Regions from separate parts of the Mus musculus genome. Here region 2 is linked to region 1. A link is a loop called in an ENCODE intact Hi-C map of the cell type or tissue named here. Cell type or tissue: left cerebral cortex. All regions are shown on one strand.

Region 1 (2,500 bases):
GCAGTTTCCTGCCCAGCGCTGAGGGTAGGATAGCACAGCCCGAGTTTCCTGGAGGTTGGGGCTGTCACTTCAGCACCTGAACGGACAAAAAAGGTGGCAAGTAGGTGCTAGATAGTAATGGTGAGACTGGGGGCAAATGCTGCGACAAAGGGCAAAGCTGTGCCAGTCCTTGGATCTTTCAACTCTTTCGGTGGTGAGAGAGGGTCTGAGTGTTCCATGAGAAGATCCATACGCTCCTGGCACAGGAATGTCCTGGCAGAGCTGTTCTATCTGCCATGGGTTTTATAGAGACCCCCCTGCACCGTAAGATGGTTCTTTTGTCTGAGTTCTGTGCTTCTGGGAGAGATGTCAGTGACCCAGGAGGCAGTCTCTGCCTCTTGCTGCTTCTAAGCTGAGATTCCCAGAATCCAGGAGGAGCTGTGCCAAAGACCCAGCCATTTAGGCCACTTTCCTGCTCTGCACAGCTCAGTATGCAGATATTCCCCGTAAGGAAAAGTTGACAGACAGCTCTTGCCTTCCTTGGACTCTAGAGCCCCAACAGAACTGTGTACCTGAGCTAGATCTGGGCCTTATAGGAAGGCCGACAGCTGAAGGCATGCACCAGCTTGGCTCTGAGAGCCCTTGGGGTGGTGGGCCATGTGTAGCAGATGGTTCTGGGCAGTGAACTGAGCCCGGCTGAGGGAAGGCTGCCCAGTCTGGCTGGTGGAACCCAGCTGGCTTGAAATGATAGTGATTCCACTCTTCTCCCTCCACTAGCTAAACTGACCAGAAAACCTGCCAGTCCTTACCATCACCCCTGCCCCCACGCTGTGTGATCTATTCCCGAACAGCCCTTGGAATGAGCCAATGAATATTTTATCTAATGCCTGCTGTGTGACATACATGGAACCAGCTAAGTTTACATGCACATTTCGCGGTGTCCTTAAAATATCCTCTAAGGAGAAGTACCGTCCCTCCCCCACTGTGCAGATGATGAAACTGAGTCCCTGAGAGGTGGAGTGACTTGACCCCGATCTCGACAACTGTAAGTGGCCACACCAGGTCTACCTTGCTTCAGGTTTGGGGCCGTGTCTAATCTGTGTGCTGGAGGAATCGGGAATTTCCACCTGTTCTAGCTCACGCCTCTTTCCATGCCTGCCGATGAGACCCTGCGTGAGCTTTTGAAAATCCTTTCCATCTGTTGTCCCATTTTATCCTTATAGCATTCCTGGGAGGTGAGAGGAAGGGGGAGGTAAAAGCAGATTCTGTATTGAGTGCTTACTGGCTACCTGGCATCAAATGGCAGGAACCAGTTTAGTTCTTGCAAACAACCCTGTGAGATGGGAGGCTAACTAGCACCATCTCCATTTTATAGGTGAGAATGTCGAGGGTGACAAGATTAAATGGCTTCTCTGGGGACATATAGCTAATGGATAATAATGGATAATGGAGTAGAATTTAAGCTCCTATTTTTCTGCCTGACAATCAGTAGTAAATGCTAACACTCACACAGTATTTTTGTTTTTGTTGTTTGTTTTTGGGGTTTTTTGTTTTGTTTTTGTTTTCTTATTGTAGACAATTTCTCTATGTAGCCATGGCTAGCCTGGAACTTGCCATGTAGACCAGGCTCACAGAGCTCTGGCTGCCTCTGCTTCCTGAGTGTTGTGATTACGGGCATGCTCTACCAGGCAGGCCTAGCTAAAAACTTATTTTATTGTTAATTCTGTGTATGTGTGTGGTTTGTGTATGGATATGTGTGCATGAGCACTGGAGCCTGAAGAGACTGGAGGAGGGCCTCAGCTCCCTGGAGCTAGAGTCACAGATAGCTCAGGCAGTTGTGATCTGCCAGAAGCAGGTGTTGGGAATGGAAGTCAGGTCTCCTACAAGGATAGTATACTCTCTTAACCATCTCTCTCGCTTCCTCTCTGTCTCTCATATATGAGTGTGTGTGTGTGTATGTGTGTGTATGTTACCTAATATAATTTTCCCCTATGCCTCATAAATTAGTCTTGGCATGTGCTATTTCGTTTTGTAAATGAAAAAAAAAAAACAAAACAAAAAACTGAGGTTCAAGTAGGTAAAGACGTCAAGTCAAGTCAGTAGCAGGCAGAGCCAGGATCCTTGTGTGACTCTTGATCCTTTATTTTATTTTATCCTTCACATGTATTCTTTCTCTCTTCCAGATCCCTTCTCCCAGGACATCTGGTCCTTCCTGTAGCCACTCTTGCTTGGACCATGTCTTCCTCTGATGAAGAAACGCTCAGTGAGCGATCCTGTCGGAGTGAGAGGTCATGTCGGAGTGAGAGGTCTTACCGGAGTGAGCGGTCAGGGAGCCTGTCTCCTTGTCCCCCTGGGGACACCTTGCCCTGGAACCTGCCACTGCATGAGCAGAAGAAGCGGAAAAGCCAGGATTCTGTGCTGGACCCTGCAGAACGTGCCGTGGTCCGAGTCGCTGGTAAGAATGATCCTCAGCGTTTGCTAGCTGGCTGCTGCAGGGTTGAGGGAGTCTGGGTCAGTGTGC
Region 2 (2,500 bases), 65 kb before region 1:
GTTTAAACCACGTTACATCTATATTGACAATAAATGTGCTAAAATAAACTTAACATGGGTAATGTGCCTAGGGAGGCTTGAATCCCAATATGGCAAAACAAACAGAAAACCAGCAATTTGGTATGCTGTGCTGTCTTATATTTTACAGAAATAAATGTGAAAGTATATGACCTATGTTATGATCTTTAAAGAGTTTGTAGAAACGGAAGAGGACTCAGAGAAAAGCAACCAAAACGAACAGGAGGAGAAGGAAGAAGAGGCGGAGAAGGAGGAGGAAGATTGGAGATAGTATGCCTTTATTGTCTAACCCCAAGTGTGTTGAAGTACTGTGACAGCCATCTTGGCAATTAGAAATGAGTATCTAAAATTTGGACTGTTCTAGAAAAATCTGTTACAGAGATAATGTTAAAGCCAGATTACAGGAATCACAGCCACTAATATACAAATAATTACAGAAAGGCTTTGAATGTGGAGGTGTTGTTCTGATGACTCTATTGATGTATTTGAAAGCACTGGAGTTACTCCCCAGGAAAATTACAACCAGAGTTCCCTAAAGCAGAACCTCCCTGTTTTCTATTCATTTGCTGAATATCAAAAGCATTTTCCAGCCAACAGTACGGCAGAGAATCTCGATTGACCCGAGGAAGAACCAGTCTGAGTTGCCAAGTCGGATGAGGAAGCCAACTGCCAAATCAGCTATCAGGGGAAGTTCCTAACACCCTGGTATCACTTGGTTAGACAGTTTAAGCCAGTGAGTTTTCTGGTAGGATTGTTTTTTGTTTTTTTTTTTTTCCTTTTAATCCTTTTTTGCGTAACACATATCCATTTAGTGATCCGATTAATGGCCGGGTCATCTATCCCCAAAATACATTCATTTGTAACACACCTCCCCTTCCAATTTTGCCCATGATTGCACAGGGTTCGTGGATTAAATAAAGTCTATCCTTAGATAACCCGGTTATGTTTGTGAAGATTTCCTGGGACTCAAGACAAAATCCTTTGATAACCCTTTAGAATCACCTCTTTTATCGGTCACGCGGCCAAGGGAACCCCGGTCTCCCAGGGTCTCTCCCATCCCCCGCCCCCGAGGCCCCTGCCGCGCAGGTGCGAAAGACCTCCCAGGCCACTCCGGCAGAGAGCGTGAAGGGGGGGGCCCTGGGAGGGGCGGGGGCGGGGGTGTTGCTAGGCGACCACGCTCTCCGCCCAGACCGGCCTACTTCTTCCGCAGGGGGCGCCATGGGCCGAGCCCAGGCTCGCGGGCCTCCCGGATCGGCCCTTTTCCGACTTCTTCCCCTCTGCCGGGCGGTGGCGCACGCCCGTGACGTCACAGGAGGCGGGGCCAGCGCGGCTGCCGGGTGCCGGAGGCGCCATTGGAGCCGGCTTGGCTTGGGAGCCGTAGCTGAAGAGTTGGATCCAGGGCAGTCCTTGCTGCCGCGTCTGCGTCTGGTCTCTGGCCCTTCCGCGGGATGGCGTGCGGGGCGACACTGAAGCGGCCCATGGAGTTCGAGGCGGCGCTGCTGAGCCCCGGTTCCCCGAAGCGGCGACGCTGCGCCCCTCTGCCCGGCCCCACTCCGGGCCTCAGGCCCCCGGACGCCGAGCCGCCGCCGCTTCAGATGCAGACGCCGCCGGCGAGCCTCCAGCAGCCTGCCCCACCCGGCAGCGAGCGTCGTCTTCCAACTCCCGGTAACCTGCGCTGCTGCTGCGGACTTGGCAGGAAGCCAGGCCCGGGCGTGGGGGGCGGGGAGGGTGCGGGGGTCGTGGACACCGGCCGAGATCACCTCCGCACCCCATATCGGCCTTGGGAGAAAAAGGAACTGGGGTGCTGCTGGGCCCGGTTGCTTCCGGGGACGAGAGACATCCGGGAAGGGCAGTGACCCCACAGTGTCGGTTTTCGGGTTTCCTGGAGCTGGAGAGTCTGAGGGGTGGGCACCAAAATGAGGTGGGGATACCCCAGACCGCCGAAGGCTCTTGGTGTCCCTGAAGCCCCTCCTGCCTCCGCTTGTGCGGAACCTCCCGGGAGATCCAGTGGGCCATGGAAAATTGGATTCTGCTCACGAACCCAGCCATGAGTGGGGCGGGAGACGGATAGAGGGGAAGGGGCGTGAGCGTATGTAGCGCCGCAAGGTGCTTTTAGGAAGACTTGATTTCTAGAATTCTTTAGGGAGCAGAAGCCATGGAATGCAATTTCAACCAGACTATTTCTTAAGAGACGGACTGACCTTGTTTTATCGTGTGGCTATTGTCTTGTTTCGGGTATGGCTTGAAGTGGGTAGTTGGTTGGCTAGTATTTGAGAATCCTTAAGTATACAGAGATTCTGTACTCAAAATTCAAATATCTAATACAGTGACTCGACTTGAGTAAGGCACTTCGTTTTAGACAAGGCAAAAAGAAGGACTCATGGGGCAGTAAAGATGCCTATCATATTGCAGTAGGAGGAGGGAACGCGCTTCAGCACCCATATTCAGCAAATTAGAGGGATCCCAGAAATAATCCCTCAAA

The links. Peaks named below come from ENCODE experiments on the same cell type or tissue, not always from the same donor. Only the 100,000 strongest peaks of a DNase experiment are listed, where the experiment ranks them.
Region 2: a loop joins it to region 1, with 2.7 times the contacts of the local background. A loop is called at or near these places in 2 of 42 quality-filtered maps.

The regions. Positions count from the first base shown.
Region 1 is chr4:123,683,904-123,686,403 of GRCm38, reverse strand. It overlaps Macf1 (microtubule-actin crosslinking factor 1), which reads left to right and starts at 2,044. Exons shown (of 98, transcript NM_001199136.1): 1 at 2,044-2,434. The coding sequence starts at 2,215. In left cerebral cortex, no CTCF peak of the experiment used is centred here; DNase peaks (open chromatin) are centred at 527, 667 and 1,131; H3K4me3 peaks cover 1,659 bases; H3K27ac peaks cover 2,500 bases.
Region 2 is chr4:123,749,131-123,751,630 of GRCm38, reverse strand. Akirin1 (akirin 1) reads left to right here and starts at 1,332. Exons shown (of 5, transcript NM_023423.3): 1 at 1,332-1,683. The coding sequence starts at 1,467. In left cerebral cortex, a CTCF peak has its summit at 1,258; DNase peaks (open chromatin) are centred at 692, 1,288, 1,999 and 2,416; H3K4me3 peaks cover 2,052 bases; H3K27ac peaks cover 2,064 bases.